3 separate regions of the Homo sapiens genome follow, and regions 2 and 3 are each linked to region 1. Evidence: chromatin loops called from intact Hi-C (ENCODE). Cell type or tissue: OCI-LY7. All regions are shown on one strand. Links, peaks and the distances in the headings refer to the core of each region. The heading gives the core; the rest is flanking DNA. Region 1 holds the start of BEND3 (BEN domain containing 3). Region 2 has its middle 5.4 kb from the start of CD24. Region 3 overlaps CRYBG1 (crystallin beta-gamma domain containing 1).

The links. Peaks named below come from ENCODE experiments on the same cell type or tissue, not always from the same donor. Only the 100,000 strongest peaks of a DNase experiment are listed, where the experiment ranks them.
Region 2: a loop joins it to region 1, with 3 times the contacts of the local background. A loop is called at or near these places in 2 of 110 quality-filtered maps.
Region 3: a loop joins it to region 1, with 7 times the contacts of the local background. A loop is called at or near these places in 3 of 110 quality-filtered maps.

What each region holds. Positions count from the first base shown.
Region 1 is chr6:107,108,413-107,118,670 of GRCh38, forward strand. It overlaps BEND3 (BEN domain containing 3), which reads right to left and starts at 7,103. Exons shown (of 4, transcript NM_001367314.1): 1 at 6,678-7,103. RefSeq lists silencers at 5,817-6,726, 6,857-6,906, 6,947-6,996 and enhancers at 7,589-8,352, 8,353-9,118. In OCI-LY7, for the core only: CTCF peaks have their summits at 5,988 (motif pointing left) and 6,190; DNase peaks (open chromatin) are centred at 6,009, 6,639, 7,109, 7,949 and 2 weaker places; H3K4me3 peaks cover 3,397 bases; H3K27ac peaks cover 3,515 bases.
Region 2 is chr6:106,975,226-106,984,997 of GRCh38, forward strand. It overlaps a transcript of CD24 not described here. Among named protein-coding and RNA genes, the nearest start is that of CD24, 5.4 kb to the left of the region's middle. RefSeq lists silencers at 1-5, 46-265. In OCI-LY7, for the core only: CTCF peaks have their summits at 4,376 (motif pointing left) and 4,579; a DNase peak (open chromatin) is centred at 4,356.
Region 3 is chr6:106,506,163-106,516,217 of GRCh38, forward strand. It overlaps CRYBG1 (crystallin beta-gamma domain containing 1), which reads left to right. Exons shown (of 22, transcript NM_001371242.2): 3 at 5,268-6,877. Among named protein-coding and RNA genes, the nearest start is that of RTN4IP1, 120 kb to the right of the region's middle. RefSeq lists enhancers at 3,684-3,763, 3,690-4,295, 4,041-4,100, 5,023-5,981, 6,033-6,102 and 1 more and a silencer at 6,393-6,662. In OCI-LY7, for the core only: CTCF peaks have their summits at 3,313, 4,496 (motif pointing right), 4,696 and 6,304; DNase peaks (open chromatin) are centred at 3,409, 4,569, 6,039, 6,319 and 4 weaker places; H3K4me3 peaks cover 4,310 bases; H3K27ac peaks cover 4,423 bases.

The sequences.
Region 1 (10,258 bases), core at 3,192-8,191:
TCAAGGTGGAAGGAGGGACCGCACATTCCAGCATCCAGCCATGTGACTGACTGCACAACGGTGACTAATTTTCCTAGGAGGTATAAGCTGAGTTTCCGCTGCACTTCCCATTTTATCAAGTGTTTTATTTTGTGACCACACAAGCTGATTAGGGTTCGGGGCAGTTGGGTGTATACTGCACCCCCAATCCTAAGCAAGCCTCAGTCCTTCGCTCTGCTAGCTCCATGCTCAAACCAAAACAGCCCCTGACATACAAGAAAAGGCCAGTAAATGACTTATTCAATTGAGCAATCAATGCCCTGATACTGATGCAACTGTGTTTCACTAGTCAGAAATAACTGAAAATCAGACAAGAGGAGAGGTGGCCACAGGTAGAAAAAAAATTAAGAGGGTTGATTGATTGATTGATTTGAGATGGAGTCTCGCTCTGTTGCCCAGGATGGAGTGCAGTGGTGCGACCTCGGCTCTCTGCAACTCTGCATCCCGCGTTCAAGCAATTCTCCTGTCTCAGCCTCCCGAGTAGCTGGGACAACAGTCATGTGCCACCACACCTGGCTAATTTTTGTATTTTTCACTAGAGATGGGGTTTGGCCATGTTGGCCAGGCTGGTCTCGAACTCCTGGCCTCAAGAGATCCACCCGCCTCAGCCTCCTAAGGTGCTGGGATTACAGGTATGAGCCACCACATCCAGCCAAGAGGGCTGACTTTAAATACACGTTTCAACTTGGATTAAAAATTGGTGGGGGCGGGGGGCGGTCTGGGCGTGGTGGCTCATGCCTGTAATCCCATCACTTTGGGAGGCCGAGGTGGGAAGATCACCTGAGGTTGAGAGACCAGCCTGGCCAACATGACAAAACCCCGTCTCTACTAAAAATACAAAAATTAGCTGGGTATGGTGGCACGGGCCTGTAATCCCAGCTATTTAGGAGGCTGAGGCAAGAGAATCCTTGAACCTGGGAGATGGAGGGTCCAATGAGCTGAGATAGTGCCGTTGCACTCCAGCCTGGGTGACAGAGCAAGACTCTGTCTCAAAAAAAAAAAAAAAATCGAGGTGGGGCAGGCATAGTGGCTTACACCTGTAATCTCAGCCAAAGACAGGTTGGAACACTTGACTCCAGGAGTTTGAGACCAGCCTGGGCAATACAGTGAATCCCCATCTCTATAAAAAATACAAAAAAATTGCCGGCACGGTCGCTCACGCCTGTAGCCCCAGCACTTTGGGAGGCTGAGGCGGACGGATCACTTGCAGTCAGGAGTTCGAGACCAGCCTGGCAAACATGGAGAAACCGCGTCTCTACTAAAAATACAAAAATTAGCCAGGCGTAGTGGCGGACACCTGAAATCCCAGCTACTCAGGAGGCTGAGGCAGGAGAATTGCTTGAACCTGGGAGGCGGTGGTTGCAGTGAGCCGGGATCATGCCATTGCACTCCAGCCTGGGCAACAAGGGCAAAACTCCGTCTCAAAAAAATCAGCCAGGCATGGTGGCACAGGCCTGTAGTTCCAGCCACCTGGGAGGCTGAAGTGGGAGGATCGTTTGAGCCCAGGAGGTTGAAGCTGCAGTGAGCTGTGATCGTGCCACTGCACTCCATCCTGGGTGACAGAGTGAGACCCTGACTCAAAAAAAAAAAAAAAAAAGGAAGCTGGGCACAGTGGTGTGCACCCATAGTCCCAGCTACTCAAGAGGCTCAGGCGGAAGCATTGCTTGAGCCTAGGAGTTCAAGATCAACCTGGTCAACACAGCCAGACTCTGTCTTACAAAAACTGGAGGGAGAGCATGGTATCAGGTGACCTGCTGAGAAAACTTCAGCTCTAAAACAATAGTTTGTAAAAGTGGTTTTCATACAAAATTCACAGACTAACATGCCAAGCATTCACTGCCACTCTTAAAACAGCCCCTCTCCTGTTTAACACTCTGAGGGCTGATACTGGCATGGAGAGCTCTTAGTTTGACATGTGTGGGGAACTTGTGGCAGCTAATCCCAGAAACCACAAGAGCTCTGGGTTGAAACAATGATGTTGCAAGAAATACTGACGTATCAGAAGCAGAAGAAGAGCATTATCAAATTTGGAGAAGGAAAGAGACTGTCAGAGCAAGGTGATACAAAGCACCAAAAAAATCAGTTTTTAGCACATTTTTTTGTGTGTGACTTTCTTTTTCTTTTTGAGACAGAGTCTTGCTCTGTCACCCAGGCTGGAGTGCAGTGTGGCACGATCTTGGCTCACTGCAGCCTCCTCCTCCCAGGTTCAAGCGATTCTCCCGCTTCAGCCTCCCGAGTAGCTGGGATTACCCACCACCATACCTGGCTAATTTTTGTATTTTTAGTAGATACGAGGTTTCGCGATGTTGGCCAGGCTGGTCTGCAACTCCTGGCTTCAGGTGATCCACCCACCTCGGCCTCCCAAAATGCTGGGACTACAGGTGTGAGCCACTGCACCCAGTCATTTAAGTTTCATTTTAAAAATTTATCCCGGTCAGGCAGTGGCTCACACCTGCAATCCCAGCACTTTGGGAGGCCGACACAAGTAGATCACTTGAGCTCAGGAGTTCGAGACCAGCCTGGCCAACATGGTGAAACCCCGTATCTACTAAAAATATAAAAAATTAGCCAGGTGTGGTGGCGCATACTTGTAGGCCCAGCTACTTGAGAGGCTGAGGTGGGAGGATCGCTTGAGCCCGGGAGTCAGTGGTTGCAATGGGCCTAGACTGTGCCACTGCACTCCAGGTTGGGTGAAAGAGAAAGACCCTGTCTCAAAAATTCCCAGAGTAAAATTGACTCTCTAGGAGTGTATCATTCTATGAAAGATAACACATGTAGGCTAGGCGTGGTGGCTCACGCCTGTAATCTCAGCACTTCGGGAGGCCGAGGTGGGCAGATCACCTAAGGTCAGGAGTTTGAGACCAGCCTGGCCAACATGGTGAAACCCCGTCTCTACTAAAAATACAAAAATTAGCCGGGTATGGTAGTGCATGCCTGTGATCCCAGTTACTCGGGAGGGTGAGGCAGGAGAATCACTTGAACCCAGGAGGCGTAGGATGCACTGAGCCGAGATTGTGCCACTGCATTCTAGCCTGGGTGACAGAGTGAGACTGCATCTCAGAAAAAAAAAAAGAGAGAGATAACACATACACATCCCTATAAACACCCCTAAAAAGATACAGAATAGGTTTCCCATTCCAAAGAGTAATTCTACAATTAATTCCCCAAGCTTACCTTAGCCAATGATGGGAACAATACAATTAGGTTAGCAACCAAAACCTATCACTTAACACCAAAATTAAGCACCAGGCCAGGCGCGATGGCTTACACCTGTAATCCTAACACTTTGGGAGGCTGAGGCCGGTGGATCACTTGAGGTCAGGAGTTCAAGACCAACCTGGCCAATAAGGTGAAACCCCATCTCTACTAAAAATACAAAAATTAGATGGGTGTGGTGCCACGCACCTGTAATCCCAGTTACTTGGGAGGCTGAGGCAGGAGAATCACTTGAACCCAGGAGATGGATGTTGCAGTGGGCCGAGATCGCGCCACTGCACTCCAGCCTGGGCACCAGAGTGAGACTCCGTTTCAAAAAAAAAAAAAAAAAAAAAAAAATTAAGCACCAGGAAAAAAACACTACATCCCAGCCTCCCATATACAAACACCAAATCATTTTTGCTGGTTGGCTAGCGACCTTCATACTCTATGCTTCTACATTATACAATTTGAGGTCTTTAAACTTTTCATCATGGTGTCAATACAATTCATATAAACATGCTGTTTTCCTTCTCATTGTTTCCAGGGACTTTCTAGGCAGCGCTAAAAAGTAGCAGGTGAGACATTAATATAGGATATTACATTTTCACCTAATCAAACCTGTGTCAGGGCTCACTCCAATTTTTCTCTTTGTAATTATTGGACATTCTGCTATGCTTCTGCTCACACAGGGGTGCTTAGGAGCCAAGAAAGAACCCACAGGGAGAGGATGTAAAGAAAATGTGTCAATATGGCACCTGTTAATAGATTGTTGGGATGCTGACTGTCTCATCTGCCAGTTCCTAACCAGCCTATCGTCTTGCTGGGCATGGAGAAGGTAGGCGGAATCACATAAAACTTTCCCATTATATTAGTTCTTCAGCAAGAAGATGGCATCTCTGGTATCAACAACAACAAAAAAAAACGCTGGGCGTGGTGGTACACGTCTGTAATCCCAGCACTTTGGGAGGCCGAAGCTGGCGAATGACCTGAGGTCGGGAGTTCGAGACCAGCCTGACCAACATGCAGAAATCCCCTCTCTACTAAAAATACAAAACTAGCCGGGCATGGTGGCGCGCGCCTATAATCCCAGTTACTTGGGAGGCTGAGGCAGGAGAATCACTTGAACCCAGGAGGCAGAGGTTGCGGTGAGCCAAGATCAGACCATTGCAATCCAGCCTGGGCAACAAGAGCAAAACTCTGTCTCAAGAAAAAAAAAAAAAAAAGAAAGGCTGGGCGCGGTGGCTCACGCCTGTAATCCCAACATTTTGGGAGGCCAAGGTGAGCGGATCATGAGGTCAGGAGATTGAGACCATCCTGGCTAACACGGTGAAAGCCCGTCTCTATTAAAAATACAAAAAATTAGCCGGGAGTGGTGGCACGCGCCTGTAGTCCCAGCTACTCGGGAGGCTGTGGCAGGAAAATCCCTTGAACCTGGGAGGCGGAAGTTGCAGCGAGAAGAGATCACGCCACTGCACTACAGCCTGGTGATAGAGCGAGACTCTGTCTAAAAAAAAAAAGCACGGTGGCTCATGCCTGTGATCCCAACACTTTGGGAGGCCAGGCAGGCAGATCACCTGAGGTCCGGAAACCAGCCTGGGCAACATGGTGAAACTCCGTCTCTACTACAAATACAAACATTAGCAAGGCATGGTGGCACATGGACTGTAATCCCAGCTACTCCGTGAGGCTGAGGCAGGAAAATCGCTTGAACCCGGGAGGCAGACGTTGCAGTGAGCAGAGATCAAGCCACTGCACTCCAGCCCGGGTGACAGAGCGAGACTCCGTCTCAAAAAAAAAAAAAAAACAAAAAAAAAACTCATGTTCCATGACAGGAGGTTGATGTGACAGATTTCAAGGGCCACACAGACACCAGCTAACCCAGCAGCAGCAACTGGCGCTCTGGCTCCATCTTTCCTCTAGAATCCAAGAGGCTCTCTCCATTCATTTAGGAAATACGCACTGAACGCCTACTAAGTTATGAGACACCGGGTTAGAGGCTGGGGATGTGAAACTGTGAGGGAGATAAAAAATCTTGCCCAAGTCCCAGTACCGAGGAAAGCTTGACAGGCTCTTGTATGGTAGTATAAAGCCAATATCTAGGGATGAATGGTTTAAAAAAAAAAGAGAGAAAAACGGACTGCAAGGGTGGAAGTGGGGAGCGGGTAACAAGAGAAAGTCCTCCATCCCAGCCGTTTATATACCTGGCTACCTGAAGGACTCAGTTCCTTACCTCAGTTTCCTGCAACCGTAGCTTTCTGGCACTATGCCACGCTGCCCTGTGGCATGTTTACTATTTGTATTCAACCATTCAAAAGTTACTTTAAGGAGATGAACTGCACATTTCCAACTCTAGTGAGTAACCTTGTTCCTCCCGGCACTCTTGTCGAGTTAGCGTTTACGTGCAGAATTCTTCCAGAAAGACCACCTGAGCAATCAATAAAACTTTTATCTCTGTAAAAACACCTTGTTTAAAATAGCTACATAGGGAGACGTAGGTAAACAAGCACACAAGGGCCTCCAAATCGGTGGTGCACAGCTCACGGATGAGGCAAGGGCAAAGCATGCGTGGGAAATCACGTTTATCATAGAGAAGGAAAGGAGCGCTCACGAGGAGCGGCGAGCGCCCCAGGCTTCAGCTTTGCGGCCGGCCGGCCAGGCCTCGCGCCAGCCCGGGTGCACACCCAAGGCGCCGGGCCCGCCTCCAGCTCCTGGGCAGCGGGAACCGCGAACCGCCGTGGAACGGCCGGGAAGGGAGCGCTGCGCCCCCTGGCGGCGGGGCCCATCCCTCTCCGCTCCCGGCCGCCGCCGCCGCGGGCCGGCCTCGCTCCATTTGCAGCCTCCGGAGGCTTCGTTCCTCCGAGCGGCTGCTCCCCCGGCCTCCCGCTCGCCGCCCGGCATCTCCCTCCAGTCCCCGCCCCCTGCTCCCGCTCCGACACCCCCTTCCACACGCCGAGCAGTGCCCCGCCAAAGCCCCGCCGAGCGCGAGCGCCAAGCCGCCGCGAGTACGGCAGAGCCTTCCGGCCGCCCCGGCCGCTCCATCGCGGCGCCCGGCGGGGGTGCGGGGCCGGCGCGCGGCGCGAGTGGGGCGGGCGGCGGCGGCGGCGCGGACGGTTCCACCGCGCGAACCCCCCGCCCCCGCGCGGCGCGCGTGCTCCCCAGAACGCCATGGAGCCGCCGCGTTCCGAGCGGGCACAAAGGGGCGCGCAGCACAATGGGCGCGGCGAGCCCGTGGGCGCCCGGCGCCCGCTCCGGTCGCTCGGCCCGCGCGGGGGTGGGCGCTACTACCGGCGGGCGCGCTCGGAGCAGCCCCCCTCCGCGTCCCCTCCCCTGCTCCCGCCCCCACCCCGGCATGGATGTTGCAGCCACTCTACCGGCCGCTCGCCCCGGAGCCGCCAACGCTGCCGCCGCCGCGCGGCCGGCTTGATCCGCCCCGCACTTACCTGGGACGCGAGTTCTGTACTTTGCCGGGCGGGCCCGCGCCGAGTTTGGGCGCCACGTGGGGGGGAGGGCGCGGGGCCGGGGAGTGGGGGCCGCGCGCGGAGGGCCTGGCCAGGGCGGCCCGGGGAGGCGCTGGGGGCGGCGGGCGGGCGAGCGCCGTGTATTTTCCCCTCTCTTTGTGTGTGTCCGTGCGCTGCGCTCTCGCGTGACGTGACGGGACTCCGTGTGTCATTTCCGCACAAGGACACAGGAGCCCCCGCTGCAGTGGAACCACAACCCCTCCGCCCCCACCCCCGGCCCGCCCCTCCCCCTCAGCGGGGCACACGCGGGACCGGCGGCGGCGGCGCTCGGGCGTGAACGGCCGCGGCGGGGAGCTCGGGCGCGCACTCCCGGGACCCAGGCGGCCCGGCGCGCTCGGCCAGCGCAGTGGCTCCACGTGGGCCCGCGCTGGCTGCCCGGGGCGGGGGCGGCGGCCGCGCACCCACGGCGCGCCGGGCAGGCGCCGCGAACAATGTCCCCTGTACCCCATGTGTCCTCCCACCGCGAGTTCGTCCTCGGAAACGTGGTTTCTCAGACCCGAGAGTTTGGCCCCAAACGGCTTTTTCTACTTTTTTGCCCCTTGCGGGACGGCGACTGTGCGGAGCTTGTCCCGCCTCGCGCCCACGCCTCTCCCGCATTTTTGGCCTTTGGGCCGCAGCCCAGGCCCCCGGGGCCGGTCTTCCCGCGCCGCCACCGGCACAAAGACCTTGGGGCGCGAGGGCCCGGGTGGCTCCTGCGGCCCCGCGGGGCGGCATGGAGTCCGGCGGGACCCGGGAGAGCGACCCTGGCGCTGGGAAAAGCTGGCTCTGGCCACTCCCCCTGCACGGTGGCCGCCCTCTGTTGTGAGCCTCAGAGCTAAAATCTGCTCTTGCAACCCGAAGTTCTGGGGTGTGAGGCTGCGGAGCGAGAGCTTCGGAAGCGCCCGCGCTCACAGACACACACCCCACAAACACAAACCCACGGGCTGTCTGCGCCGAGCGCCTAAAATAGAAAAACACGAGTCACCAACTCAATAAAGGCTGATTCTGTCTACTCCTAACTCTTGGACTGTAGATTCCCAGTTGATAAATACGAAATCTACCCCTCGGGTATTTTCTCAAGTCTCAGTGGCTGGGTAGGGGGAGGGGGAGGTGCTGGGTGAGAGTCAGGGAAGCCCAATTCAACAGTTTAGCCACGTTTGTATTTTAGGCAAACAATGAGAATGTAAATTTAAGAAAAATCCTTTAATTTGCCGATCAAAGAAAGTATAAAAAGAAAAATGCAAATGATCCCATCTGCTGCTCACAGCTGACTGGCTGCAAGGGAGGACCATGTGGCACGGCCCTGCGCGGTCAGTGAATAGGTAGAATAGATTTTTAAAAGAAGGCATATGTTGGCTCCTTGCTGCCCAGTCGCGGCGAGGGTTTGAATTAACGTATAGTTTGGGTTTACCGTACCCTCCTTCAGACCACTCCAATTGGGAATTTAGTAATTATGCAAGTTCCCCCCCTTCGGGCTTGAAATCAAAAGGCACAGGGTTAAGTTTGAGGAACTACGTGGAACATTCTCGAGCTGTATTTGGATTACTGGTTTAGTGAAGTCAGTACTAATTGCTATGCAAAATTAAGCAAGCAGCCTGAAGAACCAAGCCCTGCATCCAGGGGGTGCTTTTATAGAAGAATCTATACGTGCTCAGTGTCATTGAAAACAGGATGATGAAAAGAATGGGGCCGAGATAGCAGCCCTTCAAATTCAAAAGACTTAGGTCGCCCTATCTACATTTAAAATAGGGCGGAGGGAGGAAGGGAGGAGGACTGCTTGGGGGAGAATGGTTAATTTATACATTCGCAGAAGACTGAGGGGAGGCACTTCGATTTCTGCAGAGAACTTGACTTTTACACTTGCACATTAAATAACACGTACGACACAGTACATCGCTTGACTTAGTTAACAGATACACCAGTTTTATTCTCACCTTCAATTTAATGTGACAGTTATAATTAGAATTTTTAAAGTAGAAGTTGCATTTCATTAGTTCAGTTTTCTAGGATTTCCCAGTAGAAGAGTTAGGAATAGTTAAGTAGCACTTAAGCACATTTTGCATTTAAATCACTTTGCTGTGGTGCTTTAAGAATGTAAAACGACCTTGTTAAATTTTTGGAAAGAGGACTAGATGAAACGTGTGTAGTGAGGGGATATATATTTAACCAATCTTTCACAGTGACAACTCAGGTTTTTAAGGAGAAATTAAATAATAAGACAATAGAGATAGAAATTAACATTTCTCTGTTCATATTGCTTGAAACAAAAGATTTCTGTCAAATACAATAATTGAACTGATATAGCTGACTTTTCAAAACAACTTTCAGGAAACTCAAACGGACCTTGAATATTATTGTAAAAGTATGTATCTTATATTTGCATAAATGGATCTATCTACTTAACAAAGTAAGTGGCTTGTTTCAAATAAGTTATTAATAGAAATAGAAGTCATTGCTATCCAAGAAAGGAAATCACCTTCCTTCAAATGGTTTTCTATGTGGTTTTCTTTTTTATATGGAGAAGGAAAATAACGCATAAAGGTGAAAAATGTATTGGAATAGTTGTATATAATTTTGGAAACTTCAAGACATAATAGTTTTGAAAGTGCAGTAACAGTTCATGGTTCATACGGATGTGTGTGTAAAGACCCGGAAAAATAACAACCTGGTTTTTAGAGGTCTGCTCAATTTGAAATTGCTTAATAAAAAATGCATTTTTCAAGATTTCAAATTAGAGCTGCTGCCATCGATCTAGTCAACTCATTTTCATTTGTACCTGAGTAAAATGTAGCAGGGGGAAAACTGGCTACTTGACCATATAAAACACTGAGACACTAAATGTAAAAACTCAAATGGAAAATTGCGTTATATAAAATGGGATATAAAAGAAGATTGGGATATAAAATGTAAATATATATAATTAAGAGTGGCAGACAGACAGACATTAGGTTTCAGATAACTGTTACTCTAAAGGCTTTTATCATTGCTAAAATATATTTATAGTTGGCAAGACAATATTTAGTAGGACTTTTTTTCAGTAAAGACTTAAAACAACGCAACAGATTTCACTGTTACTTGTGAGACATTTCCACTTTATTTCTTGCCTGCTGGATGTATAATTTCGCCAAGTCTTCAACTTCAAACAGAAGTAGCTGGCAGATCCAGATTCTGTGAATACTCACAACAGAAAAGTAAGAGGGTGAAAAACAGGGGCGTGAGAGGTAGTACTATATTAAATAGGACCTACAGAAAGACATGCCTCAATGGTTAACCCCTGTGTGCTGAAAAAATAAACAACTATCTTTTTTTTTTTTTTTTTTTTGAGACGGAGTCTCGCTCTGTCGCCCAGGCTGGAGTGCAGTGGCGCGATCTCAGCTCACTGCAACCTCCGACTCCCTGGTTCAAGCGATTCTCCTGCCTCAGCCTCCTGAGTAGCTGGAATTACAGGCATGTGCCACCACGCCCAGCTAATTTTTGTATTTTTAGTACAGACCGGGTTTCACCATCTTGGCCAGGATGGTCTC
Region 2 (9,772 bases), core at 1,711-6,710, 130 kb before region 1:
GGGGACCCGAGAGGGGCTGCGAATTCCAGTGCGACCGCGTGGGGGGCGGGCGCCGGGACCCCTCGGGCAGGGTTATCTCTCGGCCCGCCGCAGAGGAAAGGGGAACGCGGCGGGCGTGGCGCGGACGCGGGCCGGACGCTCACCCTGGCCGACGGGACCCGGGCGCCGCCTAGCGCGAACCCTTCCCGGCTGGTCGGCGCTCCTCGCAGGCGGTGTCCGGGTCCGGAGCGATCTGCGCGCTCGGCCCCGCGGCCGCGCCCTCCCCGAAGCCCTTGCTTTGTTCTGTGAGCGCCTCGTGTCAGCCAGGCGCAGTGAGCTCACGGGGGCGTCCCGGGTCCGCATCTTCCCAGGAGCTGGGGAGCCGCTCGCTGGGCGCAGACCCGCTGCCTGACGCTGCAAACTACAGGGTTTCGGTCCCCCGCGCTCCTGCCTGCGGCGGGCGAGGAGGAGACGGCCCACCCTGAGGGGACCCCCTCCGCGGCCCTGAAGCCCCCACCGCCCTCCCCGAGCGGCTCTGCTCCCAGGTTCTACTCGGGGGCAGGAACCTCCCCTCCTGGCGGTCCCACTACAATTCACCGTCCCTCTCGAATTCCTGGGGATACACTTTTTCGGTCTCTGTTGCCCGTCATTCGTTTAAAGAGCAGAACCGTTCGAGATAAAGGCATTTACTTATCCGTAGTTGCCATTAGGCAATTTAATGAACCGGCACAAAGAGGAGATTCGTCATCACTCTTTAGATTTTGGTGGAATACTTTTTTCCTATCCATCTTATTGTGAAAACTTTCAAGCATACAACAAAAGTTGAAGTAATTTTACTGGTGGAGTATTTTGAGTTTAAATTTTAATTGCAAGACTTAATCTTTTTATTGAAGGTTTAGCCCAAGTGTTTTTCAGTCTTTAAAGCAAACAGCAGAGACCAAACCTAGTATGGTTGTAAATTTGTTTAAATTTCAGTTTTGCAGAACACTCTCGTTAGTATTTTTGGTTCAATTTTTAATTGCAAGACTTAATACTTTTATTTAAGGTTTAGCCCAAGCATTTTTCGGTCTTTAAAGTAAACCACAGAGTAGTAAGATTCTAAATTTGTCTAAATTTCACTTTTGCGTGGCAGTCTCATTAAAACAAAGTAAGTTTCAGGGAAGCAAAGTGACAATGAAATCTGCAGTAGGTTTGTTGACTGAATAGTGACTGAATTGGTTTGTGCCTTCAAGGTCAGTCACTTTAGCTCAGTAACTTTCCAAGCACGTTTAAGATGTGCTTGGGAACACAAGAATTTCTGTCGAGCACCAGTGGACTTTCCTGTTTAACAGTGTACCACATTATATAGAAATACTTTGGCCGGGCGTGGTGGCTCACACCTATAATCCCAGCACTTTAGGAGGCTGAGGAGGGCTGATCACCTGAGGTCAGGAGTTCCAGACCAACCTGACCAACATGGTGAAACCTAAAATCTAGTCTCTACTAAAATTTAGTCTCTACTAAAAATCCAAAATTAGCCATGCATGGTTGCTCATACCTGTAATCCCAGCTACTTGGGAGGCTGAGGCAGGAGAATAGCTTGAACCTGAGAGGTGGAGGTTGCAGTGAGCAGAGATCAGGCCATTGCATTCCAGCCTGGGCAACAAGAGCAAAACTCTGTCTCAAAAAAAAAAGAAAAAAGAAATAGTCTGGCCCAGCTTCTCCATTCCTTTTCCGGGTGAAAAAAATGGACTGTTTGTGACTCAGGAGTGCCGGGTTCCAAGGCAAGGAACATACTATGTCCTCCACAAGCTGCTTGTTGAACTAACTGGTGGTATTCCTAGGATAAGACAGCCTCTAAAGACAGACTGCCAGAGTTCAAACCGTGGCTCTGCTAATTTTGCTGGAGACAAAAAGCCTCAGTTCCTTCATCTATAAAATGGAGATAATAACATCATTACTAATTAGTTATTAAAGAGTTATTGTATATATAAGTGTTAGAATACTGCCTGCCTCAGAGTAGTAGCTCTCACTTAATATTTGCTCTTCCACTGAAGGTGCCAGCAACCAGAAGGTAATTACCTTCTCTGCCACTGTGTGATACGTGAAAGAATATCAGTCTCCAAATAATTCCCAAAACTGGCAAGGCACTCAGAATCTGTGCTTTGTGAACCATTTCATCACCAGCTAATGAGACTGGATAATTCACGTAGCAAAGCCCTTCACCTCTGCCCAGGAGTTCCCCCTGGGCATCCTACCGGGGGTGTTGCCCAGGACTTTGACAACTGGAGGCCCAACACAGGTAAGATACTTCTCTTTACAGGTCTCCACCCTACCCTTTTCCTGTACAGCTAGAAACTCAAGAAAACTGCCTGATTTTTCCTTTGCAGTTCTTTTGGCTTGTGATTCTTTCTTCCTATTCTTTATCCACTTCTCCTGGTTTTTCATAGTTTGTTTGCTAATAAAACCTGAGCCACGGCTGGGTGCAGTGGCTCACGCCTATAATCCCAGCACTTTGGGAGGCCGAGGCAGGCAGATCACATGGTCAGGAGATCGAGACCATCCTGGCTAACATGATGAAACCCCGTCTCTACTAAAAATACAAAAAATTACCTGGGCATGGTGGCACACGCCTGTAGTCCCAGCTACTCGGGAGGCTGAGGCAGGAGAATCGCTTGAACCCAGAAGGCGGAGGTTGCAGTGACCCAAGATCGTGCCACTGCACTCCAGCCTGGATGACAGAGCAAGACTCTGTCTCAAAAAAAAAAAAAAAAACCTTAGCCAATAATAACTCACGCCACTAACAAATTGAGACTCTTACCAGTTATCCTGAACTTTTTGTTGAGACACATGGCCAATTTCCATTTTATAGAGAAAGTGTGGTATAGAATGATTTTGAAACAGATTGATTGCATAAATTGATGTATGTGTGGAAAGTTATAACTTTCAGTTTTCATAGCTTTCATGAGATAGTATGAAAAACTCCCTCATTTGATGCTGGTTCTCTTCTGAGAATACTGAGGGAGGAGCAATGCTTACAATTTCTTTTCTTTTTTTTTTTTTTTTGGAGACGAAGTCTTGCTCTTGTTTCCCAGGCTGGAGTGCAATGGCACGATCTCGGCTCACTGCAACCTCTGCCTCCCAGGTTCAAGCGATTCTCCTGCCTCAGCCTCCCAAGTAGCTGGGATTACAGGTGCCTGCCACCATGCCTGGCTAATTTTTATATTTTTTTAGTAGAGACAGGGTTTCACCATGTTGACCAGGCTGGTCTCGAACTCCTGGCCTCAGGTGATCCGCCCGCCTCAGTCTCCCAAAGTGCTGGGATTGCATGCATGAGCCACCGTGCCCGGAAAATGCCTACAATTTCTAAGGGCAGACCTGAGACCAGACTGGCATAGCACATAGTGGATTCTGGGGTCAAATATGGATTTGAATCCTGCACCACCACTTTCTCTTTTTTTTTTTTTTTTTTTGTAGACAGGGCCTCACTCCGTCACTCAGGACGGAGTGCAGTGGCTCATTGCAACCTTCACTTCCCTGGTTCAAGCCATTCTCCTGTCTTAGCCTCCCGAGAGACTATGTCTTGCCTACCCAATATCCACTGCACCTGGCATGCAATCAGTCCTTGCTGGTTGAATGGACTAATATTAAGGAAACAGGTTAATTTGCTTTTTAAGATAAAATAGTAAATCCTGTTTCTAGAGGAACAGAAGACACAGGGGTTAATTATTTGACATTTTTAGCACTTTTGGCAAAATAGGTATGAAATATAATGTGAATCCAATAAAGGTGTTCCATCTGTGCTTTATAGCACAAATAGTGGCTGGAATAATCAAATATTTAATATAAATTCTGTTCTACAACATGATGCAATTCTTAGTTGTGTTCATAATACTCTTTTTTTTTGAGATGGAGTCTCACTCTGTCGCCCAGGCTGTAGTGCAGTGGCGTGATCTCGGCTCATTGCAACCTTCGCCTTCCAGGTTCAAGTGATTCTCCTGCCTCAGCCTCCTGAGTAGCTGGGACTACAGGCGCGCGCCACTACGCCCGGCTAATTTTTGTATTTTTAGTAGAGACGGGGTTTCACCATGTTGGTCAGGCTGGTCTGGAACTCCTCACCTTGTGATCTGCCCGCCTTGGCCTCCCAAAATGCTGGGATTTGGGTGTGAGCCACCGCGCCCGGCCCTCTTTTCCCTCTTAATTCTGTGCCACCCTGCACTTGGTTGGCATAAATGGAATATTTCCATTTATCCGGGTCTTTCAGTGGAGCTTTGTTCTTCACTGCCAATCATGAGAAGGCAGTGAAGGTACCAAAGTGAGTTTGCATTTCTGACTGATGAGGTCCTAGGTCCAGTAGCTGCAGCATGTTCAATCAGCTGGTGGCGTCCCAGCCGGACTCTCTGTGTGGACGTGCTGCCCCCTGCTGGCCACTGGGACCTTACGCGCTCACTGTCAGGAAAACAAAAACAACTCGTGCTGAATGTAAAAAGCCCTGCATTTTGGAATCCTTATAAAGCTAATAAACCACGATGATTTTCTTTGACTGTTACTTCCTTTTTCCCCCTGTAGAGTCACTCAAATTCTCTTAACCCTCATTGAGACCAGAAAACAAATGTAAAGAGAAAGAATTGTGACTGTTTTCAGATGCAAATTGAATAATAGGATGCTTACCTCTAAGCATCCTGTGGTGTTTGAAATAAAAGAAAGAAGCAACTCTTAATCTCTTTTGCCAGAATTTAAATTTGGTGTCTCCCTTGTATTGGCAAGGATGCAAGAAAAGTCTTTCTCGTCGATGCTGATGGGATTATGGAAAGGAATTTGACATCTCTCAGTATTAAAAATGCACATTCTCCTTATTTTAAGAATTTAACCTGGCCGAGCGCAGTGGCTCATGCCTGTAATCCTAGCACTTTGGGAGGCCGAGGCGGGCAGATCGCCTGAGGTCAGGAGTTTGAGACCAGCCTGGCCAACATGGTGAAACGTTGTCTCTACTAAAAATACAAAAATTAGCCAGGCATGGTGGCACATGCCTGTAATCCCAGCTACTTGGGAGGCTGAGACAGGAGAATTGCTTGAACCCAGGAGGCAGAGGTTGCAGTGGACCGAGATCATGCCACTGCACTCCAGCCTGGGTGACAAAAAAAAAAAAAGAATTTAACCTACAGATAAATTTCTACAAATGCAGAATAATGTATGTTCAGGGATTTGTTGCAGCACTGTCATATCATGAAATATTATGAAGTCATTAAAAAGAGTAAAGGAACATAATCTATCCTACAGGGGAAAATCCAAGATAAATTCTTAAGTGAAAAAAGCAAGATACATAACTGTGTGTACAGCATGGTACTTTGTGTTTAAAAAACCAAAACTGGCCGGGGGTGGCTCACACTTGTAATCCCAGCACTTTGGGCGGCTGAGGCAGAAGGATTACTTGAGCCCAGGAGTTTGAGGCTGCAATGAGCTAAGGTGGTACCACTGCACTCTGGCCTGGGCAAAGAACGAGACCCTGTCTCAAAAAATAAATAAATAATAAATTTTAAGAATAAAAAACAAAAACCTGACAGAGAAAGTATTTCCAAAGAGATACACAAGAAATTGTCTTGGCCACTGAGAAGAGAAACTGGGTGGCCAGGGCACACGAGAATGAGATGCATTTTTCATCACGTTAGCTTGTACCATCACTCATTCACAAATAAAGTAATTTAAATAAGTTAATAAGTCAATATACTCTGTGGCCTTTACCTACCCAACTCCCACAAAGCAAATATGTGCAAAGGAACTCTCTCCAGCCCCCAAGGCCTCAGAATCACCCTCCTCCTCATCAGGAGCCCTCCTCCCATCACTGGCAAGTTCTCAAGCAGAAATTTGATTTTGCCTCAATTCATCCATCTATGACAACTGTGAGACCAAATTCTCTCAGTCCAGATGGCACACACAAAAAATGTTTCAGTAAAAGTGAAGAAAAATGAAGAACCCAGCTGCAGAAAAAATCATGAGAAATCGCTTGGCATCGCATCAGTTTCCACATTTTGTTCTTCCTTCCGGAGCCTCAAGTTATAAAGGCTATGGGGGAGGAAAGCCTCCGGTGGGCAGAGTTTGCCTCAGAGAATGGCCTGAGCTGGGTGGGCTCATCCCATAAGTAGGACCTTTCTAAGAGCCCCCTTCCACCCCTGTGCAGGAGGCAGAGTCCAGGCCTAATTGGGGTAATTAAGTTCTAGCAGAAGCGAAATCCCACTTCTACCTCCTAGAAAAGAGTCTTCAGACCACAAAAGTGCTACATCATTTGCCATTTGCAGGCAGATCCTGAATGATTCTTTGCTGGGAAATAATGAAATTGGAAGAGTGGAAAAGTATATGTATATTTTATACCCATATACTTTTTTTTTTTTTTTTGAGATGGAGTCTCGCTCTGTCATCCAGGTTGGAGTGCGGGGTGCGATCTCAGGTCACTGCAACCTCCGCCTCCCAGGTTCAAGCAATTCTCCTGCCTCAGCCTACCGAGTAGCTGGGACTACAGGCGTGTGCCACCATCACACCTGGCTAATTTTTTTTGTATTTTTAGTAGAGACGAGGTTTCACCGTGTTAGCCAGGATGGTCTCGAACGCCTGACCTCATGATCTGCCCGCCTCGGCCTCCCAAAGTGCTGGGATTACAGGCGTGAGCCACCGCGCCCAGCCTCACAATGGTATACTTAATGAAATGTTACATTGAACTTGAAACAGGGATCACATTTTCAGACTTCGTGAAATCCTTTCTAAATCTGTTAACATACTTTTTCCAAGATTCCACTCAATAATATCTAAAGCAGATGCTGGCTGACATCTTATTCAATATAGTTTTAAGATGTCACTCTGAGGAAAAAGTATTCTGTAATAGTCAGCCAATAAAAGGAGAACATATGAATTTAATTAGCTCGGTTGAATAAGGACTTCTCTGTTGTGAACCATATATTTGTATGTAGATCTCAGAGTTAAAAAAGAAACAACTTGGCCAGGCATGGTGACTCACGCCTCTAATCCCAGCGCTTTGGGAGGCCAAGGCAAGGAGGAGCACTGGAAGCCAGGAGTTTGAGACCAGCCTTGGGAATATAGCAAGACCCTGTCTCCACTTTTAAAAAAGAAAAAACTTTCTCTCAATATTCTTTGTTGTTGTTGTTGTTGTTGTTTGAGGTGTCTCGCTCTGTCTCCCAGGCTGGAGTGCAATGGCACCATCTCAGCTCACTGCAACCTCTGCCTCCCAGGCTGGAGTGCAATGGCACCATCTCAGCTCACTGCAACCTCTGCCTCCCAGGCTGGAGTGCAATGGCACCATCTCAGCTCACTGCAACCTCTGCCTCCCAGGCTGGAGTGCAATGGCACCATCTCAGCTCACTGCAACCTCTGCCTCCCAGGCTGGAGTGCAATGGCACCATCTCAGCTCACTGCAACCTCTGCCTCCCAGGTTCAAGCAATTCTCCTGCCTCAGCCTCCCAAGTAGCTGGGACTACAGGCACCTGCCACCACACCCGACTAATTTTTTTGTATTTTTAGTAGAGACAGGGTTTCGCCATGTTGGCCAGGCTGGTCTCGAACTCCTGACCTCAGGTGATCGACCTGCCTCTGCCTCCTAAAGTGCTGGGATTACAGGCGTAAGCCACCATGCCCAGCCTTCAATGTTCTTTTGTATATTTTTTCTTGTTCATATTATAAAAGTAATACACGTGCAGTATAGAAAAATTTGGGCTGGGTGTGGTGGCTTGCACCTGTAATCCCAGCACTTTGTGGGGCCAAGGCAGGAGGACTTCTTGAGCCTGGGAGTTCAAGACCAGCCTGGGCAACATAAGGAGGCCCTATCTCTACGAAAAAATTTTAAAAATAGCTGGGTTGGTCCCACATGCCTGTAGTTGGGAGGCTGAGGCAGGAGGATCACTTGAGCACAGGATGTCGAGGCTGCAGTGAGCCATGATTGTGCCACAGCACTCCAGCTTGCTTGGACTCCAGCCTGGGTGACAGAGAGAGACCCTGTCTCGACAGAAAAAGAAAAAAAAATTTTTTTTGGAAAATGCAGAAAAGCATAATAAAAATATTAAAATAAAAATATTAAAATTACCCATAGCCAGGTCGGGGGTGGTAGCTTATGCCTGTAATTCTAACACTTTGGGATGCCAAGGTGGGAGGATTTTTTAAGCCCAGGGGTTCAAGACCAGCCTGGGCAACATAGCAAGACCCCCATCTCGAGTGAAATAAATAAATAAATAAGGATAAATTTTTAAAAAATAAAATTACCCATAGCCCACTAATCAGAGGCAATCACTAATAACATTTTAAAATATATTCTTTTCACATATATGTAGAGAAAGAGAGTTTGCTTGTTTATTTGTTTTGCTGAAGTAGGAGCAAATGTACGTGAAGTTTTCTTATTTATTTATTATTTTATTTTATTTTTTTGAGACAGGGTCTCACTTTGTCACCCAGGCTGAAGTGCAGTGGTGTGATCTCAGCTCACCGCAGCCTCAGCCTCCTGGGTTCAAGCTATCCTCCTGCCTCAGCCCCCCAGGTAGCTGGGACTACAGGTGCACACTACCGCACCCAGCTAATTTTTTTTGTTTGTTGGTTTGTTTGTAGAGACAGGGTTTCACCGTGTTGCTCAGGCTGGTCTTGAACTCCTGAGCTCAAGCGATCTGAGCGATCTGCCTGCCTTGGCCCCCCAAAGTACTGAGCTTACAGACATGAGCCACCAAGGCAGGCCCATAAAGTTTTCTATCTTGCTTTTTTTTTTTTACATAATAGAAAACATTTAAAAAATTAATCACAAAATTCATGGTCACATTCCTACAAAGTTAACGAAATATCTGGGTTGGCTTATGCAGGTGGTCAGCCAGAATTTCTGCAATGTCCAGATCCAACCAGGTCCTGGCTCCAGTTTGAGGCCCCTGGTGGCATTTATCTCCACCACCTATCAGTGGAGGTGATTCTGGGTTCGGGGTTGACAGGACCTCCAGGACCGCAGTGGCAAGGCTTGTAATCTCTTGGAGCTAGGAGAACCCTGGGGCAGAACTCCTTGCTTCCTTGCTTTCTAGAAGGGATTTCTGTTTTCCCCGACTCGCCTTGTCCTCTTTCTGCATTCCCCACATCCTAGAAGATAAGAGCTTTCTTTAGTGCACCCCATTAGCGAAGGGGATCTGGTGAGGATGGTAGCCAAACTGAATTTGCATTATCTTAGGAAAAAGTTTTTGCCAGGTTTTACTGTATTTTTATTGGTCATTACATGTTTTCTAAAAACACTTCATAATGACTATACAATATTCTATTTGGACAGTTGCTCTTATTGTAAATAATCTCATAAGAAACACTGTTATACACATGTTTTGCTTTTATTTCTGGTTATTTTCTTAGAATACACTTCTAAGGTCGAGGCTGCAGTGAGGCAAGATCACACCACTGCACTTCAGCCTGTCTCAAAAAAAAGAAAATAAAAATCCTGTCTCAAAAAAATAAAATAAAAATAAATAGGGCAGGCACGGTGGCTCACACCTGTAATCCCAGCACTTTGGGAGGGCTAGGCAGGCGGATCACCTGAGGTCAGAAGTTCAAGACCAGCCTGGCCAACATGGTGAAACCCCATCTCTACTAAAAATACAAAAATCAGCTCGGCGTGATGGCGTGCACCTGTAATCCCAGCTACTCAGGAGGCTGAGGCGGGAGAATAGCTTGAACCTGAGAGGCAGAGGTTTCAGCGAGTTGAGACTGTGCCACTGCACTCCAGCCTGGGCTGGAGTGAGACTTTGTCTCAAAAAAATTAATTAATTAAATAAAAATTATAATAATACATAAA
Region 3 (10,055 bases), core at 2,310-7,309, 600 kb before region 1:
TGTTTAGAACAATGTTTCTAGTTGTCTCCAAGAGCATTGACAACTCCTTTTTTGAAAGGCAGGAGGGATGTTACTAATTCTTTAGTAGCAGCAAATACTTTATGTCCACCTCTAGCTGTCAGTCCCCCATGCTAGCTGTTGGAAAGGCAACAGAACATTTTTCCTGTTCTCAAGGAGCTTACATTCACTGGGGAATGAAAAGGTGGGAAACATAGGAAAACTTATTTATTTATTTTTTATAAGAAACATCACTTTACTCAAAATGTTATTAGATTTCTTGTCACTTTTTTTTTTTTTTTTTTTTTTTTTGAGATGGAGTTTCGCTCGTCAGCCAGGCTGGAGTACAATGATGTGATCTCAGTTCACTGCAACCTCCGCCTCCTGGATTGAAGCAATTCTTCTGCTTCAGCCTCCTGAGTAGCTGGGATTACAAGCAACCACCACCATGCCCAGCTAATTTTTGTATTTTTAGTAGAGACGGGGTTTCACCACATTGGCCAGGCTGGTCTCGAACTCCTGACCTCAGGTGATCCACCCACCTCGGCCTCCCAAAATGCTGGGATTACAGGTGTGAGCCACTGCACCCAGTCTAGATTTCTTAAAGATATAAACAGATTATAAACATAAAACAAATGTCAATGACCCATAATTGTATTAAAATTTAAAAACTTAGTTTTGTTCCCATAGTTACTATAAAAAGGAAAAACCCTTAGATAGTCAAATTTAGCAGAATTTATTTAAGCAAGGAAAAAAAGAAAAATTCATGATTCGGCCAGCTTCAGAACCAGAACAGTTTCAAAAAAACTCTACCATTTACATTATCTCCTTAACTAATGGGTAGCAAATGTTACAAGGTAACATTTACTAAGTGGTAATAGTAGGAATATATAGTAGTATATATAGTAGGCGCTGCCACACCACGAAGGTTGAGAATCACCTAACAGCACTGCAGCTAGTGCTGCCTGGGCCTCTACACGCTGCTGGAATATGATCTCGTGGATGGTTACATGTGCCCCTAATGAGCCACATTTCATATTAGCCAACAAGAACACTCTAAAGCAGGTCGTAGCACACAACCCATGTGCCACCTCTACAATAGTCCTGTTGTGGACTGCTCCGTCCCAGTTGGACATGGATGATGGAAGGGTGCCAAGTGCAGGTTCTGCACTGTAAGGTGTGCAGGCTGCCTTAAGTAAGGTGGGCAGAAAATACACAGTAAAAAGGTAAATACAAAGGAGGACCCAGGATTGCATGTGCTCTGAGAACACCCAGCCTGGGAACCCTCAGGACCCTGCCCAGGCCTGTGGGAAAGTCAGGGGCAGAGGAATCTGAGGAAGCATGAAGAAACTTGATGGTCACTCATGGCCTCTTTGCAAAACACTCCCCTTCCTAGCAAATTATCATCAAGCCTGGAAAGGTGGTGGGTCTGTGGCTTCCCATCCTAGGTTTAAGACCCCAGACCCAAAGGCTCAAACCTAAGAAGGTCCCTCTCTGACAACTCCCAGGCCAGCTAGTTTTTTGTCTCCATTTGCCTTAGTTTCCCCCTGAACAATGGAAAGAAACAATTCCTGGTTGAAAAGAAATACGTATCGCATTTAGGAAGGGGTGTTCCTCAAAGATGTGACTGAGGACTTTACTCAGGAGGTATGGGGCATTCTGAGCCCTGCTCAGATGATCCTGTTTGGAGATATGATCTTGGATATCCACAGGGACCTGGTCCCGTGGGAGAAGACTGCATTCCCCTGTCAACGAGTCTATCATTTGAAATGACACGAGATCCCTCATTAAGAACTGCATAACGTGGCTGGGTACGGTGGCTCACATCTATCATCCCAGCGCTTTGGAAGGCTGAGGCAGAAGGATCACTTAAGCCCAAGACTTTGATACCAGCCTGGGCAACATGGTGAAACTCTCTACAAAAAAGTTAAAAATTAGCTGGGCATGGTGGCACATGCCTATAGTCTCAGCTACTTGGGAAGCTGAGGTGGAAGGATCACTTGAGCCTAGGAGGTTGAGGCTGCAGTGAGCTGTGATCGTGCCACTGCACACCAGGCTGGTCAATACAGTGAGACCCTGTGAAATGTGCACCCAAGACAGATGGATTGTGCCACACAGTGCATTTCTATTCTTTATTTCCCAGGGGGAAAACTCTGTTTTAAAGAGATTGTATCTTAACTTCATTTATATATACCCATCTTAAATGTACAGTTTGATGAGTTTTGAAAGATAAGTACTCATGTGTAACCATCACCACAATCAAGATATAGAACTTTAACCCTCAACGTTCCTTTGTGCCTCTTCCCTGTTGCACCACCACCACTTACCACCCACTGACCCCACCCTCAGGCAACCACCGACCTACTTTCTATCATTATAGATTAGATTTGCACTGTCTAGAATGTCATATAAATGTAACCATACAGTATGTAACATTTGGAGTCTGCAAAAGCATTTAGCATCCATATCCTTACATGTTTCAGAAGTCTGTTCCTTTTTTATTGCTGAATAATACTCTGCTGTGTAGATGTACCACAATTTGTTTATCTGTTCACAAGCCATGTCCGGTGACTTTGAGCTGTTTCCAGTTTTTAGCTATTATGAATGAATGAAGCCACTATGAACATTCATGTATTTTTAGGAAATTCAGCAGTCTGGCTGGTGATAAACAGGCTGCCCCTCTGAGGGGGGGAGGAGTCAAGTAGTTGAGCCAAGTTGAAGAGCAAGCAACCAGTTTTGTAAAAAGCATCTAATAGCCAAAAAAAAAAAAAAAAAAATTGTTTTAATGCCTATACTAAGCATAGAGAGGACTGCTTGCTGATCAAGCGTCTGCTGCATGGGAAAAGCAGATTGCAACATCATTGGCAGGACAGAGTAATACATATACTTAGTTGGTTTATTTTGACAGGGAATGGAATTAAGCCAAGACTCAAACCTATTTTCCCTGGCTACTACTTCAAGATACGTTTGAAGGCCTGTCCAGACAGCAGAGACACAGAGCTCTATGTCAGAGTCAGACTTTACCTGTGGTGGGACCTTGGACAAACGGGCACTAAAAAAAGACTACCTACCTAGCTGTTGGGAAGATAAAATGAAAGTGTGTGAATCACAAGGGCCTGACCCATAAGGATAGCTCAGTAAACATGTATTATGATTTAAAAATCATGTCATACCTTTGACTTGTAAAATAATCCAAATGTTTCCTTAGGAAGTTACAATATTTTAATTTTTTCCCTTAAATCATACTTCGAATTCTTCCTATATTATTTATATAACCATTGAAGAATCGGATTAATCAAAATCTGGTTAGATTTTAAAATCGTATGACGTCGGGTACAAGAGCTCCGAGCGGCTGCACCATTGGTTCATCGCAGCAGCAGCAGCTGTCTAGTCCCAAAGCGCCCACCAGGCGCTTCTAAGACCAGGAGAGTCTTAGAACCTTGAGAGCAAATCTGATTCATGCGCACTTCCCCGGGAGCTGACTCTGGGGGGTGGGTGACCCGTAGTCTGTTCCTCTGGGCCGACTGTGGTTCTCGGGTGGCGGCAGAACCTCCGCGGCCTCTGAAAGGGGCCCCTGTGGCTGAATGGAAGGAGCATGGGGTGGGCAGGAGGCGACTTGGATTTGAATTCTGACTTTACTGCTCTGACCGCCTCTCCCCCCCACCCCAATTTTGTGTCTCTTTATAGGCTGGCTGAGCTTCCTTTCCTCATCTGTGTGGTAACAGCATGACCTTACTGGGCTGTAGCGGGGTGACACTATGTTACAGTACCAGGACTGTCTCAACAAATGCTTGTTGACCTGTTAATTTCATGCGTTATCTTTCCTATTTCCCATCGCCAAAGTCCATTTGCTGCATGTAACTCAAACGCAATGGAGCTTCAAAGGGTGATTGGGGAACCTCCCCGTAGTCGGTACTGTCCTGAATGTTCCTTTTCCAGGAAAGGTGGGGCTCTTTCCTGCGTCGCCAGGACTCAAGCTAGCACCTAGGTTTTGAATGTTTAAAAGTTGATTCTTAAGAAATACAGTAGCCGCACGTTTGGCCTGGTTTCAGAGGAGTCCTTACGCAAATACACTTCCCTCTCCTAGGAGCCAGGCTGGGCTCGCCGCCCCTGCTCCCCCGCTTTCCCAGGCTCGCCTCCTCCTCTTCCTGCCCACCTCTATGCCCCGCACCTACCCAGTCCCCACTCTGGCAAACCCCGGAGCGCCACCGCGCCCATTGGCGGGTTTGCTTTTATTGGTTTGTTCTGCGCTCCCTCCCGCCTTCTGGCGCGGGCACTGGATGCTAGCCGTTTTGCTCCAGGAGATATAAGAAGCCCAGGTTTTCCCCCTTCCTGGGAGCGCTGCGGATCATTCGCAGGCGGCCCGGCACCCTCGCATAGGTGGGCCGGCCCCTGGGGCTCCAGCCGTGCGACCCCGGAACCACACGTGTGGCGAGGAACGGGTCCCGGGGCGGAGTAGGCAGAGTCCCAAGCGCATCCTTCAGCCACACCTCCTCGGCTCTAGGGGGCGGTGAGCAAAGGCGGTCACCCCTGCAACCTCGCCCGCTACCCCCACGCACTCCTCCGTGTTCACATGGTAGGAACTCCCACAGGCAAAAGCCTTTCCGATGCGCTCTGCAGCCGCGGGATCACTCGGGTGTTTGAACGCTCGCGCGCTCCTCCCATTGGAGCTCCGGCTAAGGCGGGGCCCAGGTGCTTGCTTCCTCCGAGCTTGCTTAAGGTTTTCATGTTGCAAGTACTAGATGTTGAACCCAGGTGGCTTCTTACTGTTCTGGAGGAGAAGGCTGCTAGGACTGGTTTTTTTTCTTCGTCCTCCTTCCCTCCTACAAAAAGAATGGGCGGTGTTTCGGGAAAAAGTCCGCCTTAGGATACTTTAGTGTGTTTACTGCTGCCCCATGGTCACATGCACGGCTGTTTATAAATTGCATCTTTATTGAGGAAGAAGGTAAAAAACCTAGAGAGGGCAAGGAACTATTTATTTTGTATATGTGATTATTTGGACCGTTCAAATTTTCCTTTAAAAAACAAGAATTATAATTCAAAGAAAATGCTATTCTGACTACTGCCAGAAACTTAAGGTGTTTAAGCAAAATTCAAAAGTAAAACCAGAGTTTATTTTGTTGGAATGAATGTAACATAAACATAACTTTATCATTTTCAATTAGAAACTCTGGTCTGTTATCATTTTGGCTGGTGGTTCTGTAATGTACGTCTAAGGGGAAAAACACCAGATTCTCATATGTTCCCTCCTCATCCCTTTTATTTTTCAGTCCAGAGCACAACCTCCAGAAGACAACAGAAGGAAGCCAGTTTTGGGGAAACTTGGCACTCTATTCACTGCAGGAAGGAGAAGAAACAGTAGAAACGGGTTAGAGAGTCCCACCAGATCAAATGCCAAACCACTCTCTCCCAAAGATGTGGTAGCCTCTCCTAAGCTCCCAGAGAGAGAGAGTGAGAGGAGCAGATCTCAGAGCAGCCAACTGAAGCAAACGGACACAAGCGAGGAGGGCTCCCCGCGGGAGAATCCCCGAGAGGCAGAGGGCGAGCTCCCCGAGAGCGGTGGCCCCGCAGCCCCCCCTGACGCCGAGCTGTCACCTCGCTGGAGCAGCAGTGCAGCGGCTGTGGCTGTGCAGCAGTGCCATGAAAATGATTCACCCCAATTAGAACCTCTGGAGGCAGAGGGAGAGCCTTTCCCAGATGCCACCACCACTGCCAAGCAGCTGCATTCCTCGCCGGGAAATTCCTCCAGGCAAGAGAACGCAGAGACGCCCGCCCGCAGTCCGGGGGAGGACGCTTCACCAGGTGCTGGCCACGAACAGGAGGCTTTCCTGGGTGTGAGGGGTGCGCCAGGGTCGCCCACCCAGGAGCGGCCCGCGGGAGGACTAGGCGAGGCCCCTAACGGAGCCCCCAGTGTGTGTGCCGAAGAAGGCTCCCTGGGGCCCCGCAACGCCCGCAGCCAGCCCCCCAAGGGCGCGTCTGATTTGCCAGGTGAGCCTCCGGCCGAGGGCGCAGCGCACACGGCCAGCTCCGCGCAGGCAGACTGCACAGCCCGCCCCAAGGGTCACGCCCACCCTGCTAAGGTGCTAACTTTGGACATCTACTTGAGTAAGACTGAGGGGGCACAAGTGGACGAGCCGGTCGTGATTACTCCCAGAGCGGAAGATTGCGGTGACTGGGACGACATGGAGAAGAGGTCCAGCGGCCGTAGGTCGGGGAGGCGGAGGGGGTCGCAGAAATCCACCGACTCCCCCGGCGCGGACGCCGAGCTCCCTGAGAGCGCTGCCAGGGACGACGCGGTGTTCGACGACGAGGTGGCGCCAAACGCGGCCAGCGATAACGCCTCGGCGGAAAAGAAAGTGAAATCTCCGCGGGCAGCCCTCGACGGGGGCGTTGCCTCCGCTGCGAGCCCAGAGTCCAAGCCCAGCCCCGGTACCAAAGGGCAGCTCCGAGGGGAGTCGGACCGGAGCAAACAGCCACCCCCGGCTTCGTCCCCCACGAAGAGGAAGGGCAGGAGCCGTGCCCTCGAGGCCGTGCCCGCCCCGCCCGCCAGCGGCCCCCGGGCTCCCGCCAAGGAGTCCCCACCCAAGAGGGTGCCCGATCCCAGCCCAGTCACCAAGGGCACTGCGGCCGAGAGCGGGGAGGAGGCGGCGCGGGCCATCCCCCGCGAGCTCCCGGTCAAGAGCAGCTCGCTGCTGCCGGAGATCAAGCCCGAGCACAAGAGGGGCCCGCTCCCCAACCACTTCAACGGCCGGGCAGAGGGAGGTCGAAGCAGAGAGCTGGGCAGAGCGGCCGGAGCGCCTGGAGCTTCTGACGCCGACGGCTTGAAGCCCAGGAACCATTTCGGCGTGGGCAGGTCGACAGTGACCACTAAAGTGACCCTGTAAGTAGCCGCGCAAGTCCCGGCCGAGTTGCTGTCCGCACACGTGCTGGGGGTCCGCTCTGAGAGGCTCGGGGTATCTGCATTGTGGAAGAAACGTCTGGTCACTGAACTTTCCCCTCCATGCTGAACTTAAGATAGTGAAGGGCCAGTTTACACAGTCAAGATTTAAGATGACACCTGTGGCAGCCTCCTCAGTTAATTCCCTTTTTAACACAAGATTTAAGTTTAACGAATGTAAAAATAGGATATCCGTTGAAGCTCAACGTTTATGTAGATGAGAGATAAGACCTCATGGCCTGACATGAGCTGATTCTATTCTTTATTCAAAATGTACAAGGGTGTTCCAAGGTGGGATGTTCTTAAAATGCATGTGCTGTGAATTTCAAAATATGGAGCAAACAGTAACATGTTAAATACGATCCAGTAGCTTTGACATGTGTGAGTTTTAAGAGAATTTGCAGAACCTTTTATGGCACTCAGTGCATTTATTGGCAAAAAGCTTAAAAACACACAAGAAAAGTTCCTAATACAAGTATCTTGGTTGCTTCTTCCCCTTTATAATGTTAGGGAGTCTGGTGATACTTTTGGACCCAGGCTGAAAAGTAGTTTTCAGTTACTGAAATAAAGATCAGTGTTCTTACTGGAAGATTATTTGCTACATGAAAGCAGCTGTGACAGGTGTGAGTTTAAGATAATTCCAAAACATTTTATGGAACTTAGTGCATTATTGGCCTAAGCCTTTTTCAAAAAGTCCCTAATTTATGTATCTTGGTTGCTTCTTCCTCCTTGTGCTGCATGAAAGCACAAAACAACTGTGACTACTTGCTGTTAAGTTTATTCATTTCACAAGTAATTTATTTAATACTTTCTGTGCAAGATATTGTGCTAGTCACTGTGGGGGAAAAAAACCCTACAACTGTGACTCAGGATATTGCCCTGAAATTTTTATAGCCCCATCTGGCACACAAAAAGCACACAAATCAAATAACAATACAAGATGATATCTGATGAAACTGCCAAACGAATGTTACCATCTGTAAATCCTGGGGAAGTGCTAGCGAGCAAGAAATCACTGCTGGTGCTTTGGGGGAGCTGGGCCTTGTGCCTTGATGATAAATGCAATTTGTATAGGTGGACAGGATAGGGAAGGTACTCTATGAAACTGATAAGACCCTCCCTTCTCACACTTCTGCTCCCTCACCACTCCCACTTAGCACAGGTGAATAATGATTAAGTGCTTAAGTTTTTCCTCCATTCACATATTTGTTCAAGGAGTGGGTATTTTAACAACATTATCATTATAATTCTTGAACCTAATGGTTTCTTTCATTCTATTTGATTTCTTGGATAAGTAAGCTTAAGAGGAGGAGAGTTCTGATTGGGAGAACTCTGAGAACTCTGAGAGGGAAGTATGCGTAATGAATAACTTGACTACCTCACCAACTGCCAACCTGGAGACCTTTGATATAGTCAGTGATTTATTCTGTGATGGTAGGTAGCATCAGAGAAATGAGCTGGGTGAATGATGCCTATTATTTATAGAAGACCAGTGTGATTGAATGCTAAAGCCTCCTAAATGTGAGCCTTAGAGAAACATTGCTGTGTACCTTATGAAGGATGGTTCACCTGTCTTCCAATTAGAAGACACCAGTAGAAAAACCAGAAATGTTACACTGTGAAATAGTAGGCTAAACAAACAGGAAAGATGATCTTATAATGAAATTCTTCGTTTGCTGTTCTCTGTAATAGAACTAAACCAAATATGTCTTTCCCAGTTCTGATTAATTTATACCTAAAAATTTTCTTTACCAGACATTCAATGTATTTGTTTTGCGCAGTGCCTTGCACATGGTCATTTGGCAAATTATTGACTTAAAAATTAATAAGTATTTCTAGTCCTTTGACCCATTTCTTTGTGACTGATGGTTTTTTCAGACCCTTTAATTCTTCCTATGACCGTATCGCAAGATGTTAATCAGATTATTCTTTAAAACAATTTGAGACTGAAGAGTAAGAAAAACTATTTCGTATTTCCTGAAAAATGACACTGAAGTAGCATGTTCCTTTATGCTGTTAGAAAAATTATTACTTCAAGTTCTCTACCAAGTGCTGAATGTTGAAATTCTTAAAATGGTATATGTAGAATAAGGAGAATTTTCCTCTTATAATATAACTATGGCTTTTTGGACTCCAAATTATTTTCCCCTGTCTCATAATGAAGGCATTACAACATGAATTATAGGAGCCTTCCTTTTAATCAGTCTGAAGTAGGTTAATTGTAGTAACTCTTGGTAGCACAACTTAATAGCACAGAAAGTTTGGTTGTAAAATTTATTCTGATCTTCGTGTAAATCTTTAATGTGCAGATACGTGTTTCCTGTCCTTAAGGTAGCCTGTTGGCTAACCTGTAGTGTTTTCTATTTACATCATAAGATATACTTCGATGTTTGAATTGAGTACCCTTCCTTGAAATGATTAGTGAGAATTTTTAAAAAGTATATTCTCTGGTATGTGACCATCCCTCATTAACTGATAGCAAATTGAAGCTCTCTATTTCTAATCATCTCACTAGTTTCATAATTTGATCTTTGAGGAAATGCTTATAAATTAATTTTCCTTTTAAATTTAAGGTATGGGCCTGCAATAAGGGAGCCTAAGTATCTTATGGAGATATTGGGGAAAGCAATGCCTGGGAGAAATTTATGAGCAGAGATCAAATTTATTTATTTATTTATTTATTTATTTATTTATTTATTTATTTATTTATTTTTGAGACAGGATCTCACTCTGTTACCCAGGCTGGAGTGCAGTGGCATGATCATGGCTCACTGCAGTCTCGACCTCCCCCGGCTCAGGTGATCCTCCCACCTCAGCCTCCCTAGTAGCAGGGACTACAGGCGCACCACCATGTCTGGCTAATTTTTGTATTTTTTTAGAGACAGGATTTTGCCATGTTCCCCGGGCTGGTCTCAAACTCCTGGGTTCAAGTGATCCACCTGCCTCGGCCTCCCAAAGTGCTAGGATTACAGGCATCAGCCACTGATCCCAGCCTCAAATTTAGTATCAAGTAAAATTTGTAAAAATTAAAATCTGAATTCTCAGTGCTGCTTTTGGAGAGAATATTTTATCCAGAAGGATAAGTTGACTCACCAGCAGTCATACTGCCTGTCCCTTCTAG